Linked DNA regions of Homo sapiens: all the other regions are linked to region 4. The links are chromatin contacts, found by Hi-C or POLR2A ChIA-PET in ENCODE. All regions are on one chromosome and are shown on one strand. The core of a region is the stretch at or near the end of the contact, and the rest is flanking DNA. Distances in the headings are between cores, read along the strand shown.

Region 1 (3,327 bases), core at 106-2,605, 200 kb before region 4:
ACTGAGGAAATCTGGAGATAGTATACGATATTCCTCAGAGGTATCCCAACCAAGAGCACAGAAATGGAAATATTTATCTACCAATGCCCCTTCCATAATTTTCAAAGGCTGCTTCTATGATCATTATCTCCCAAGCACTTGTGGCTTGCTTTAGGTGCAAGTAAAATGTGCACACATAATATTAAAAAACCCTCAAAAAATTTGCAGTTTTTCATGTAAACAATCAGGTGTGTGTGAAAATTAATGCCAAGAGGATATGGGCAGGGAATTAAAAGTATCTGCTATATACACATACACACACAAAAGTGTTAACACACACAATTTTAGGTTTATGAAACTGTGAATTATAACCATGGATTTCTGGATCCTAGAGATTAGTCCAAAGTATTGCCAAACGAGATAGTATTCAGAGTTAAAGCTTTAGGAATAAACAATATTTACTTTTAAAGAATCGGTTACTAGTCTTGGAATGTCAGGCGTCATGTGTGATAATCAGAGATTACAATCAGTTGTTTAGTGCCCTCTGAATCATACAATATAAGTTATTGTGTTTATAGAAATAACACAAAAAAACAGCACTGTCTCCTTTTACCTCCTGAATAGAGAATGTCATTAATCTGAAGATAGCACTGATTATGAGACTTCATTATTTTGTTTCCCTGAAAAAGGAAGGAAAAAAAACAACTGCCAATTTACAATCACATGATGCCAACTACAAAATGCATTTCTATTTTCGAGATGGTAATATGTGGAAAACTCAAGTGTCTTAGAATTGATAGAATATGATAGTATCAATTAATTCAAAGAATGCTGGCAGGGAATGAACTGAAATATGGGAAGTGGGAACTGCAGCCTTGATCATTTGTAAAATAATCCTGATAACATACTTAGTGTTAATATGAGCTCTTTTCAAGAATATTCATGCCTCTTTCTATGTTAGGTACTTTCATCTCTGAACATCAAAACCTGTTTTAAGAACATTGCTATGTGGTCACAGGAAGCTAAATGTTCTTGCCAATATCACCCGCAAAATGACTCATTCATCTTTCAAACATGTCTTTTCTTACAAAATTACCTGTCCCCAACTAAGAAAAAGGAAAGAGAGCAAAGCTTCATTTTTCTTTCATCCTGGTTATCTCCCTAGCCCATCTTAGACTTTGTTCAAATACAACCTCTACAAAGCCTTGCGGCACACTGGACTTTAGGAAATAAGCTAAAAAGTTTAATCAGGACTTTGAGGTTCAATTCCCAGAAATGAACATTTTTAACAGCATGTTCATAAGCATGTTGGGACTTCCCACATACCTTTATAAATCATCACCTTGGTTCAACTCACTGTGAAAGAGAAGAGAGCGTGGCAGGCCAGGTTTCACTAACGCATAACAACTCTTTCAGTACTGACTAAGTGGTTAAGTTAAATACTAAAAGCCAGTGCCCTTATACAAAGGCTGGAATGTAACAAAGAGCCCACCAAGAGTTTTGCCTAAGCTTTTCCTTGGCCTTAAAGCATGAAAAAATAAAGAAGGAATTCTTAACAGGACCCATTTAGGATTAAACAAGTTTTATTGTGGGTCTGAAGAAACTCCCCAGGCCTCCAAAAACAAGTTTGTTGTAAGCCTGAAAGAACTCCCCAAACCTCCGTGATTTAGCAGGAGACAAGATAATCACCCCAGCACCTGGGCCCCTTTAGATTAAGTAAATTTACTGAGGCTCCAGAGGAGGGTCTTCAGGACTCAGACCTTAGTTATAGATTAAAAGAAGTTAATCCCATATGTCTTTAGGTGAATCCACACTTACACATAGACATACAGCTTAGAAGGTTATATGAGCTCTGGGAAACTTTGTAATTTTGAGTTGGCCTGGCAATAATTTTCAGGCCTTCTCCCTGTAACTGGTTACAGAAATAAAAACTCTCTTCCTCCCCAGTTCATCTGCATCCAGTTATTGGGCCACAGGAAAGAGCAGCCTGACCCTCAGTTTGGTCTGGGAATAAGAGGGGCTGAGCTGGTTCTTCATTTATCTCTGTCTTCTATCTTTTTCCCATTGTCTTTACTACCTGCTACAATCTGAATGTTTCTCTCCACCACTCTCTGAAATCCATATATTAAAACTTATTCACCAATATTATGGTATTAGGAGGTGGGGGCCTTTGAAAGATGATAAAGTCATGAGGGTGGAGCTCTCATGAGTGAGATTCATGCTCTTATAAAAGGAACCCCAGAGAGGTCTCTCACCATCTTTCTGCCATGTGAGAATGCAATGAAAAGTTGTCAGTCTGCAGCCTAGAATACGGTCCTCACCAGACATCACCTCTACTAGCACTTTGACTTTGAACTTCCCAGGCTTCAGAACTCTGGGAAATGAGTTTCTGTTGTTTATAAGCCACCTAGTTCATAGTGCTTTTTATAGCATCCTGGATGGACTAAGACACTAGCATTCATTCTTACTTTTAAAAAAATAATTGTGTGGATGCAAAGGTAGATTTGAATTTACATGTGCACATGAAGCTCCTGAAAGATAGAACTTATCTTTGATGAGTGATTCTGTGAATTATTTGAGGAATGTAATGTACAATTTGGTGCAAAATACTTATGATATGAGAAAGTTCTACATGGTACTTCCTTTCTTTTTCAAGTGAAGTGTTTGGGAACAGTACAGCTAAGTGGTTAGCTGTGGGCACTCTGGAACTCGCCACTTGAATACATTCTAGCTCAGGAAGCAATGCCATTTTTATTATTTTATCCTTTATTTTAATCTCTTCATCTGTAGAGTGGGAACAATTCTAATATTTATGTCATAGTGTTGTTAAGATTAAATGAAATAAAGCCTATAGTGTCCTGCACATCTACAATTTCAGAGTGAGTACTTCATAAATATCATTAATATTATTTTTTATTACTAATGGGGCTTAATAAAAATGGCATTAAATGTGGAGTCAGCATTTTGGGGCTCACAGTTTTGCCCCGTATTTTCTAGCAACACAAACTTGTGTCCTGTAACTACCCCAAGCCTCGTACTTTTTTTTTGAAATATAGAGGAAGTAACCCAAAATGAAAGAAACTATGTGAGAGAAACTAACTCAGTCTTTGGTCACATGATAGTTCTGCGTTTCCTATTAAATAGATACAAATTCAACTAGAATAGTGGAGAAAATAATCTTTGTTGGTTGCATGAACAAATATTTTTGTTGCTTAAGATATGTTTTAAAGCTGTATTCGAACATTAGTTTTGAGTATTGTTATCACTAGGTATGTTCGAAAAGGAAGGGGAAAGTTATTCCCCTAACGTTAAGCTCTTGTAAGACAGGCATATCAATTACACTGAAGG
Region 2 (3,255 bases), core at 148-2,647, 140 kb after region 4:
GCAATATCTCCCTATGCCTGCTTTTATGGAGCATCTGCAAAGAAGGTTAAATCAGGATGGCTGGATAAACTCTCTCCTCAAGGGTATGTACGTATGCATTTATTTCATAAGTGGCATATTTTTAAAATTTCAAGTTTATTCATTTCTAAACCTCCAGGGTTGCTGTTCCCCCACTCCACCGCCACACACACACATACACAGAGATGCCATTTTTAGGGACTTTCAGCACACTTTTGCCAGTGCTATTCTTTAGACATAAGGAGAGAGATGTGCAATGCAATGCTGCATTAAGGTCCAGAGTCGCAAATTAAAATAGAAAGTTATGACCTCACATCTAATTTCTTAATGTTACCTTCTAAGTTCGCATCAAAATGTGCTAATCTGTGTCCCAGTATGTAACAAAGAAAAACAAGACAGACTGAGTTAGTATTACTCAGCCCACACTGTTTGGCTTTTGCTCATATCATAACAGTGTTCTGTTTGAGAATACAAGGCTTATTGTTGTTAGGGAAAAGTACATCTTTGTTAGGTTTAGGTCTTCACTATTATTGATATCTTATTTTGATTTTTGTATGTTACACAGAAGGTCAGAGTCCCGTGAATATTATACTTTTCTTTGGATTTATCAACAAATGTTTACAAAGAAACTTTTGTCCCTTAAGCATTTTACAGTACTGAGAAATCTTTAGGGAAGGATTATATTTAATTAGAATTGTTTACTGGCATCCTAATTTTTAGATGTCTTTTTGAAATATTTACTTGAAATGTTTTTCATGGATTATTAAATTCTTTTGAGATTAAAGCTTTCATGTATCAGTAGCTAATGTGGTGAGTCCCTACAGTGTGCTGGTTTTCACTCCTATTCTCTTGAAATGTGTGTCATTTCTAGAAAGGATTGGTTTGATCTAAAATAATTTTAATTGGAAAAAAAAACTACCAGAAGCAGCATCAGATGACTAGTAGAAGCAGGAATTAACATTTCAAAAGATAGCAAAACACCCCGAAATTGTATGGTTAGCAATTATATGTTAATACCTTATATATTTTCATTCTTTTAGGAAATTTGATTTTGAATAAACCAAAGCAGATTACTTCTTACTATCAGCTATGTGTGTCACTTCTTTCTGGTTACATTATGATGACAAAACCCTCTGCTTGTTCTTTTTAGTCCTAAGTATTATTGGTAAGTGCATATTCAGATGTCGAACATGTGGATCAGTGCTCAGGTCTAAACACTAGTGGAATGAATCAGTGAACTTGAATATTCTTGAATCTTTCATTTTTATAAAATCCAAGTATTTAGGGAGGTCCAAGTGCTCTCTTAAAGTATCACTGGAAGAAAAAACAGACTTTGAGTACAAAGCCCCCAGCGGCTGTGGTTTCCTGTGCGTCCCAGGTGAGATCTTGCTCTTTACAGGGTTGGTCTGTTTATGCTCCAGGCACATTCAGAAAGTTTCACTATTGTTGGCCACCTCTGGGACAGTTACAATATATTCTGTCTCTCTTTTTCAGAACTTTGACTTTCCATTCTTTCTATTCTGAACCTGCCTAAGGTTAGATGCTGTAAGTTTTCTGGATTTATATTTTTCCATTTTAGGGGAAATAATTGCATTTTCTGTCCTAAAGCTCCCCCCACCCCACCCCCAACCAAAATACCGAGATGAGTGGATATAAGAAAATAAACCAAGGGGCTTGGTATATCACCAAGAAATTTTAAAACACTTCTACGTGATTATATTGCTATGACTTGAAAGAAATATGTGTAGCTGGCCAAAAGGCATGCATTCATTAAATCAGAAGTAGAATCGAGAATTTTTCCTTTCCTAATTAGGCTCTGTAGGCTATTGTGAGGGTTTAAGATGTTCATTAAAGTAGACAAAGTGATGCCTACCCCTTCCTTATGCAGTGGTTGCTGAGTTTCGTTTAACTCATGGCTGCGTGTCTCTTTGATGCAGATAGCGCTGATTGAGATGGGATTCCAAACTCCATATAGCAGGTGTCAACAAACTTTTTCTGTAAAGGGTCAAGTAGTAAATATTTTAAGCTTTATAGTCAAATGGTCTCTGTTGCAAGTATTTAACTCTGCAGTTATAGCATAAAAGCAGACGTAGCCAATACGTAAGCCGATGAATGAGGCTGTGGTCGAATAAAATACAGAAGTAATAAAAAGCAGAGGTCCTCCTTAGGGGCCTCTGCATTTGTAGTTCTTTCTGCCTGAAATGCTCTTTCCCCAAGAGTAACATGGCTTGAACCTCTCTCAAATTCATGCTAAAATGTCTCCTTTGCATTTAAGCCCTGGCCACCAAATTTACTACTACGACTGTTGCTCTCCCCTGCCACCCCATCACTCCCTTAATTACTTTCTTCTACAGGGCTTACAGGCCAGATGATTTATTTATTTCATACAAGCTCCGTGGGGACAGGCATCAGCATTGCTTTTCTTGTGCTGTGATAGCCTTAGCAGAACATTGTCTAGCACGTGGTAGATGCTTAGTATTTGCTGTGGAACGAATCTGTGAAAAACCTAGCATTAGGCATATTTTTCTTTTAATTTTTCTAAAACAGCAATTTATAAGAACATTGTAATACAAGCTGCTGAACTCAACAACATATTTGTGGGTGAAAATTTCCAGGAACCATTGATAATACTGATAAACATTAACAGGGTAGTGAACTCTTGGGTTTTTTTTTTAACAATTGTTTCCCCCTTAAAGACATGCACATAAATTATCAAAATACAATTGTCAAAATACAATTTAAAAACTAACAGACACATTCTAGTTTATACTTTTTCAAATAGTGTTTGAAACTGTCTTTTGTTTAATGAATGACATTAAGCAAAATAATCACATTCACAATCTGAGCTTATTTCGCATGGTTGTCTATTTACTTTTGAAATGGAAATGCCAATTCTGAATCAATGCCTAATATGTGAGCATTGCCCAATATTTGGTTAAGAATATAATTGCATAACACCATACAACAAAAGAAATACTGAAACATTTCCAGTTTAAAATATGAAAAGTTGTTTAAATATTTGATTGACCTAAATATAACATCCCTAAAACTAGTGGTTTAAAAACTGTGTGAAAGAAACAATAAAATGTTGAATTTGGGGGGCTGTATTTCAAACAGGTCAAAGCAGATGAAAAGCTTAATAAGTGATACTTGCTTTTAAAAACCTCTCACTGGGTTTTGAGGATTAAAATAAATCATCTTCTTCACTTTTTCGCAGCTGTAAATAATAAACTTAAG
Region 3 (3,408 bases), core at 557-3,056, 160 kb after region 4:
TGTGGGCAGAATTGCCCTGTGATCGTTTCATTGTCTCAAATTGGTAGATAAATGACAGGCTTGCCCTAGATACCTGTGTGTTACAGGCTCAAGGGATGCTTTAAAATTTCTTTCCTTAAGGAAAATTTTATACTCTGAAAAACACAGGCATTTTGAGCATTGTTGTCATTTGAGTATTTTTTTCTTTATTGTCTTTATCTTGTACTGTTGCAAGACAAATATAAAAATCAGCTCTACAGTGTTAAAAATTACAAGATTTTTCTTGGGATCTCATACTAGATTATAAATCAGCCATTAGATAAACTACAACATTCTGAGGTTTTAGTGACATAGTATTTTGCTTGTTAAGTATATTTTGATCACCTCTGGGGAATTATTTTTTTCTATTATTCTACCAGAAATATTTACTTGTTAACTATATCCTTGTTATAGGTGTGTAGGTTATTTTTTAAGGAATTGTTTTCTCTTTAACAGGATCTATTAGAAAGATAATCTTTTTTTAGTCCCTGTTTCTTTCAGTACAGTGCTACTTGACTTATTTCTAGTGACAAAATGGGTTAATGGTAACATTTTCCTCAACAAATAGTTAATTATCTCACTAGAGGGATGTTGTTATAAGTTCCTCTAATTCTTATGCAAGCTAAAATTTGGAAACAGATCACGTAGGGGATAAACTGTAAATGTTTTTAGGCATTCTAATTCCTGCTGTCTGGTCTCAGTCTCTACAGACTTAGAGCAGAGGGGCTCTTACACTGTCCCCAAAGATGCTGTGCCCTTTCCCACATCCTTAGGTTGCCTGACAATGGAAAGAGTTTATCTTCCTCTTCTGAATTTCTAGAGCACTTATTGGTCTAGTTTTGGCCTTGTATTGCCATTTTAACCTACTTGGATTTATAGGGTTTCCTTTGTTAAGCCAATCATGTCATGTGTCTCTGCCTAATGATCTTTTTAAACAGTGACTGAGTATACACTATGGGAAACTGGAGCATGTCTTTTCCTACATGTTCCCCTTGTGTTTTTGTTCTTCCATCTGAGCCTCCCTAGCCATTGCCATCCATCAACATTCTGTGCAAACATCAGACCCATCTTGTTATTCACCTCCATGAGCCTTTTCTTGATTTTCTCCAACTGTGTGACATTTGAAAAATAATATGCAGGAAAATTCAGAAGAAAAACAAACTGAAAGTAGGGAGGCAAACCAGGAGACTGTTACACTAAGCCAGGCGTTATTATCATGTAGACTAATGTATAGGCTCAGTGGAGCCTCAGTGGAAGTGATAAGAAATGAATTTCAAGAAATATTAAAAATGAGCCATCAGAGATTGTTATAATTGTGATTGATTAGACATAGGATTCATTCATTCAGAAAATATTTCTATAGTATTAACTACATGAAAGGTGGTGAGGAATGTAGATAAATGACCTGAAGCCTATTTGGGGAGAATATATTAATTAAATGATCACACAGGTAAATATAAAGTCACCGTTTAAATCACAATGAATAATTGTTATAAAGGAAAAATCCAGGTTGCTGTTAGCTTAAATTAGGGTTATCTGTGAGGATGAGGGGTTTGAGAGAATGTGCTGGTCAGAAAGGCTTTCTTCAGGAGGATATATTTATGCTGAAATATGAAGGTTGAGGAGGCAGTAAGTATGTGCAGATGGGCGTGAAGACAATTCGTTGCAGAGCAAACAGTGTATGCAAAGGCACTGGCTTGGGTAGAAATGTGATATATTCAGGAAACCTCAAGAAAACCAATGTGACAGTAATTCACAGTTGGTGAGTGGTGGGGAGGAAGTTTATTCTAGATGTGGGGAGAATGCAAGCTATGTGGGTGCAAAGGAACCAGCAAAGGTCAAAGATGACTTCATTCTATTTCAGATGGACTGGAAGAGTTGATATTTTAATGGACAGATATAAGGAGAGTGTAAGTCTTCAGGTGAAAATAAATTCAGTTTTACAGTTTATGGTGCTTACAAGACAGTTACATAGACTACTGATGACTTGAAATATGGCAGTGAAATTGAGTGAAATGAATAGATAAGAAAGGAAGAGAGAAATTTTAGATTACTCTGCATAAAGTTGGTAGAGCTGGAGGACATTATATTAAGTGAAATACGGCAGGAACAGAAAGTTAAACAGCCCATATTCTCACTGATGAGGAAGCTTTTTTCAAAGTGAATCTTACCAAAGTAAAAAGTAGTACAGAGGATAGTAGAGGCTGTGAAGGGTAGGGAGAAGGAGGACATAGGGAGAGATTTGTTAAAGGGCAGGAACTTATAGCTAGAGAGGCGGAATAAGTCCTAGTGTTCTATAGCACTGTAGGATGACTGTAGTTAACACTAATTTAATATAGTTTCAAATAGCCAGAAGGAGGATATTGAATGTTTCCAACACAGAGAGATGATGAATAATTGAGATGATGGACATGCTTGTTACCTCTTCTGGTCATTATACTTTATATGTATCACGACATCACTATGTATCATGACATCACTATGTATCCCATAAATACGAACAGTTATTATGTGTTAATTTAGAAAATTAAAAAAAAATAGTGGAAAAGGATTTTTATAGGGAGAGAAGATAAAGTAAAAAGGAGAAGAAATAAGTTGTTTACTAAGTGCTTATTTCTTGACATCCTTCTCTCTTTTCTGTATAAGGTTGCCCATTCATCTTCCTGAATCACAGCTCATTTGCCATACTCAGTTTTGGCTGCATGGGAGGACATAGGAGAGCCTTCATTGCATTGGTATTTAAGATTACATTAAAGAATGGATAGGATTTTGATGGATAAATAAAGTCAGGGATGGGAGATTGGAACAGAGCTAGTGAAGGAGAAGAAACTTAAAAAATACTCAGAGATAATGCCATGATGATATAGTGTATCTCCTTAAATAGCAGAAGAGGATATCCTTCTGGTAGAATGCCATGATGCTAATGATGACTGTCCCTTACCAATTGCTAAGGCAGGAATTTATGGCTAGGAGAAATATAAACTCAGTACTTGCTCCCTGCATGGAATGGTTTGCTGTTTTTTCCAAATCAGTTATATCTGGGACCTGCTCAAAAGTGTGGGTTCCAAGGATAACGCTGTGGAAGGGAAGAGATAAAGAAATCCCTTAAGGATGTATCCAAACTCTTTTAATATTGCAGACCTTCTATAATGTGTCCTTGGTATGCGTTATCAGCCTCCTATCTTTTGACTCTATGTTGTTGTCCTCTTATTTCTCTGCCTTACACTTCCATTATTTAGTCTTTTTGACTAGAATGCCCCCCACGCACTTGTCTATCTGGTTAAAATTAAGGTTTTTTAAAAGTCGGATTTAAATACCACCATGTTTGTAAAGGTATACCTCACAGCCTTTAAGCAGAATTGAGATTTTCCGTCTTTGTACTCTTAAATC
Region 4 (3,538 bases), core at 234-2,733:
CAGGGACACACCTGAAATTCCACAAAGTTAGATTTCTTAATTCATTGCCATGAAGGGCTTGCACACAGAGGAACTGTGAGTGCCTCGGTAAACAAAAGCAAAGATGGAGTTATTTGAGTACACAGGAGGAGGGTGGACGCTAGTGTTTTGATAGGCTGAAAGCAAAGCAGAGCTGTGTATAAAGGGGTCAACATCAGGTCTGCAATGCAAAGTGGACCCAGAGTTTTCCTTCCTTGGCAAACAGGAATGTTGAGATAGATATGCAGTGTTGTATCCAGAAACCCTTTATCTGAAGCTCTGCAACTGGGTAGAAATCAAGAATGCTTTTCTGTGTCAAAATGACTTAGATCTTCCCGGCAAGAAAAGAATACGTCTTTCTCACAGATATGATTTCAGGCAGTAAGGTTTCTGATAATCCATGATTTGGGAGAACAAAAATGTCTCAGTGTATAAGAAAGCAGCAGTCACTCAAAGAAGGGGACATATTATAGCTGCAATATGTGCTTGGAGGAAACACTGATTCCTGTTAACTTTGCAGGTGGCTTCATCAGTGTCTGTTATTCCAGCTTGATGAATGGTGGGCCAGATTTTTACAGTCTGAGCTAATTTTTTTACCTTCTCAGACATGGCAACTATCCCCACAAAGTTGCTTCCAATAAGAAATATAGGGCACAAAAAGAGGATCCCAATAACATGTCAGTGTGTAGATGTTATTCATGAATTAATTCAGTGAAGATGTATTGAGTGCCTACTATGTGCTGGGTTCTGTGCAGGGAACTGAAAATTCACTGATGAACACTACTCAATCCTCAGCTCTCAAGAAACTTACAAACTGGTTGGAGAAAAGCACAAATAAATAGGCAATTACAACAGTGTATAGAAATGTTATAGCTGGATTTAAAATAGAGTTCCACAGACAATTAATCCAGTCCGGGGTATTCAGAGACTGAAAAAATATTATCAGACATTATGGAAGAGAGAGAAATGGTGGGGAGTTGGGTGTAGGGAAAGGGGTAGAAAGGTGGAAGTAAAAGAAAAAGGACTTTGAAAATATAATCATCTGGCTTCTAATCCAGGTTCTACTGCTGTAACTCAGAAAGAGTTTTCTCGCTTGTAAAGTAAGGAAAACAAAACAGAAACATTCACTGAGTGCCAGACAGAGTTCTAAGTAATAGGAATATATCAATTAAAAAAAGAGACAAGCACCCTGGAAATTAAATCAGGTGTTTATTTGCAGAAAGTAAATAAAAATGATAACTAGTAAGTAAATTATTTACTATGTTAGGTAATCAATGTCGAGAGGTAGTGGGGAGAGAATGCTAGCAGAGGAGTCCTGGGAGAGGCGGAGGGAATTGAGGACTCGTTGTGACATCTGTCAAAATGTGTAGGCAGTACGGGGCATTCTGGTGAGGTTAGATCACAGAAGTCATGCTTAGTTAAGCTAAGAGGGAATCCCCTGGCCTGTGTCAGCCACAATTTTGACCTTACTCAATATTTCCCTGTTCTTCTGACTTCAGAAAGGCTGACTTTGTACCTTAGATAAACTTCTTATTCTATAGCACAGTTTTGGACTTCTCATTGAGAACATTTCTGAAAAAGCCATCAGACAGCAGTTGACATTTCTTGCAAATACTGGTAGCAGTTGAACAGTTTAGGCAAAGCCCTGGTTTGCTTATAATGTTCTAAATTTCCGTTAGATGTTCTTCCCCTTTCTTTCATGCCCTACTTCAACCAAAAGCTGATTAAAACATGGTCCTCAACACCCACTCTTTCACCCCTAACCCTCATAACCAGAACAATGTGTAAGATATTTGGCTTGTCACATTCACTAGGATGGAGAGGCATTTTGTTCATTTGGTGGACAAGGTCAGGGATGCTGAATGGTCTGCAATTTATGAGCCAGTGCATGTTAATTTTTTGAAAACGGATTTCTTTCACAATGCCAATAACATCTCATTAAGAAACACTGGATTAGAAAAACAAAACTTTATCCAAAAGATTTAGCTATTTTGAAAATTAGATTATAATGTGCTCAAAGCCTACCTACCTCATTTGTTAAGGTATTTCTATTTTAGTCTAAAATACTTCAGAAGGGTGAGGCATGGTAATGCCTGTAATCCCAGAACTCTGAGAGGCCAAGGAAGGTGGATTGCTTGAGCCGACGAGTTCGAGACTAGCCTGGGCAACATGGTGAAACTCCATCTCTATAAAAAATACAAAAATTAGCCAGGTGTAAAGGCCTGCACCTGTATTCCCAGCTATTTAGAAGGCTGAAGTGGGAGGATCACTTGAGCCTGGGAGGCCAAAGCTACAGTGAGCCGTGACATCATGCCACTGAGCTCCAGTCTGGGCAACAGAGTGAAACCCTGTGTGAAAAAAATTAATTAATTAATTAATTAATTAATAATAATAAAATACTTCAGAATATACAAGGAAATATGTATGTGTTCATTTAAGCTACATTTTAGTGATAGTCAATTGCTGTAATCAAGAATTTACACTCCAGATGCTGTAAGTATCTAATCAAGATGACTATGGACATAGGTTTTGGTAATTCAAATAATAAATGTTACAAGATTTTATTTATAAAATTTGATGCTTAATAATTAGCAAAATGGTGACTGTAATGGTTTTTTCAATAGTGAAATTGGTGTTATTAAAAATGTATAGATTCTAAATGGTAGTGCATTCTTGCGCTTCCATGATATGAAATAAACACATGAATAATGATGTTCAAAGTTTAATTGCTAAATGGTCCTGAATATAGAACACGGTTAAATGAACTATGGTAAACTATCACTTTGCTCTTAGGTATATATTGGGACTACAGTCTAATTGATATGAAAATTTTAATATATGCATATAATAGAATATTATACATTAATGAGAATGAACCATTGCCACACACAGCAAAATGGATGAATTTCAGCAACATAAAGTTGAATAAAAAGTCAAACATAAAAGAATATATACTGCAAAATTTCATTTTAACCAATTTCAGAAATTGATTATACTAAAATTAATTGTGCTATGGTTATGAAATAGGATATTATACAGTCATTAAAACATTCGAAGACATTAAAAACTCATAATTTAATAAGACAGTAATTTTAAAAACTGTATATATAATATATGACTCCCATTCTGGGAAATAAAATACATGTATACGTTGCTAGGAGCATAAGAAAGGTGTGCAGAGAGGTATCAATCAGGGTCTCAATGAGAAATATAGTGATATACTCAAATTAGAATAATAAAAGGAGGCTTTATTTTAAAAAGGGGAGAGCAGGATGTAGGGGAACTGCAAGGAATAACACAGTTACTCCAAACAACAAGAGAGCTATTACCACCCTTAGACTTGAAGAGACAAGAAGAAGACCAGTTACCAAAGCACAGGAGAGAGTTGGCTAGAGGTGGCCTTCTTGAGAGGAGCAGTGGTTGCAGGCCAGGGACACAGCCAGGCCAAGATGAGCACAGGGAGGAAAAGGGGAATGGTATAATTCACTCTCCTTCCTCCTGTCTGTCTTCTGCTGGGGCT

What was found. A loop is a pair of places that touch in the nucleus more often than their neighbours do. ChIA-PET counts read pairs that join two places held with the same protein, here RNA polymerase II (POLR2A). Pooled maps may share reads with other maps.
Region 1: a loop to region 4 is called in a map with no recorded cell type, with 9 times the contacts of the local background. The contact joins two enhancer-like sites. A Hi-C loop is called at or near these places in 4 of 37 single-sample maps with no recorded cell type and 10 of 50 pooled maps. POLR2A ChIA-PET finds 5 or more read pairs at or near these places in 1 of 52 experiments (activated T-cell).
Region 2: a pooled map shows a loop between it and region 4 (6-fold over the local background). The contact joins two enhancer-like sites. A Hi-C loop is called at or near these places in 5 of 37 single-sample maps with no recorded cell type and 8 of 50 pooled maps. POLR2A ChIA-PET finds 5 or more read pairs at or near these places in 2 of 52 experiments (OCI-LY7 and activated CD4-positive, alpha-beta T cell).
Region 3: a pooled map shows a loop between it and region 4 (3-fold over the local background). The contact joins two enhancer-like sites. A Hi-C loop is called at or near these places in 4 of 37 single-sample maps with no recorded cell type and 6 of 50 pooled maps. POLR2A ChIA-PET finds 5 or more read pairs at or near these places in 1 of 52 experiments (OCI-LY7).

Annotation. Positions count from the first base shown.
Region 1 is chr4:36,549,804-36,553,130 of GRCh38, reverse strand. The region is part of intron 3 of LINC02505 (long intergenic non-protein coding RNA 2505); the gene reads left to right. Among named protein-coding and RNA genes, the nearest start is that of LINC02505, 90 kb to the left of the region's middle. Within about 2 kb of position 1,355, at least 3 of the 41 ENCODE cell types and tissues checked have a DNase peak (open chromatin) inside an H3K27ac peak, as active enhancers do.
Region 2 is chr4:36,207,218-36,210,472 of GRCh38, reverse strand. ARAP2 (ArfGAP with RhoGAP domain, ankyrin repeat and PH domain 2) reads left to right here. Exons shown (of 33, transcript NM_015230.4): 6 at 1-83. Among named protein-coding and RNA genes, the nearest start is that of ARAP2, 36 kb to the left of the region's middle. Within about 2 kb of position 1,397, at least 3 of the 41 ENCODE cell types and tissues checked have a DNase peak (open chromatin) inside an H3K27ac peak, as active enhancers do.
Region 3 is chr4:36,188,394-36,191,801 of GRCh38, reverse strand. All of the region lies in intron 7 of ARAP2 (ArfGAP with RhoGAP domain, ankyrin repeat and PH domain 2), which reads left to right. Among named protein-coding and RNA genes, the nearest start is that of ARAP2, 54 kb to the left of the region's middle. RefSeq lists an enhancer at 1,584-1,633. Within about 2 kb of position 1,806, at least 2 of the 41 ENCODE cell types and tissues checked have a DNase peak (open chromatin) inside an H3K27ac peak, as active enhancers do.
Region 4 is chr4:36,346,701-36,350,238 of GRCh38, reverse strand. DTHD1 (death domain containing 1) reads right to left here. Exons shown (of 10, transcript NM_001170700.3): 10 at 2,728-3,538. Among named protein-coding and RNA genes, the nearest start is that of DTHD1, 67 kb to the right of the region's middle. RefSeq lists an enhancer at 1,531-1,680. Within about 2 kb of position 1,483, at least 5 of the 41 ENCODE cell types and tissues checked have a DNase peak (open chromatin) inside an H3K27ac peak, as active enhancers do.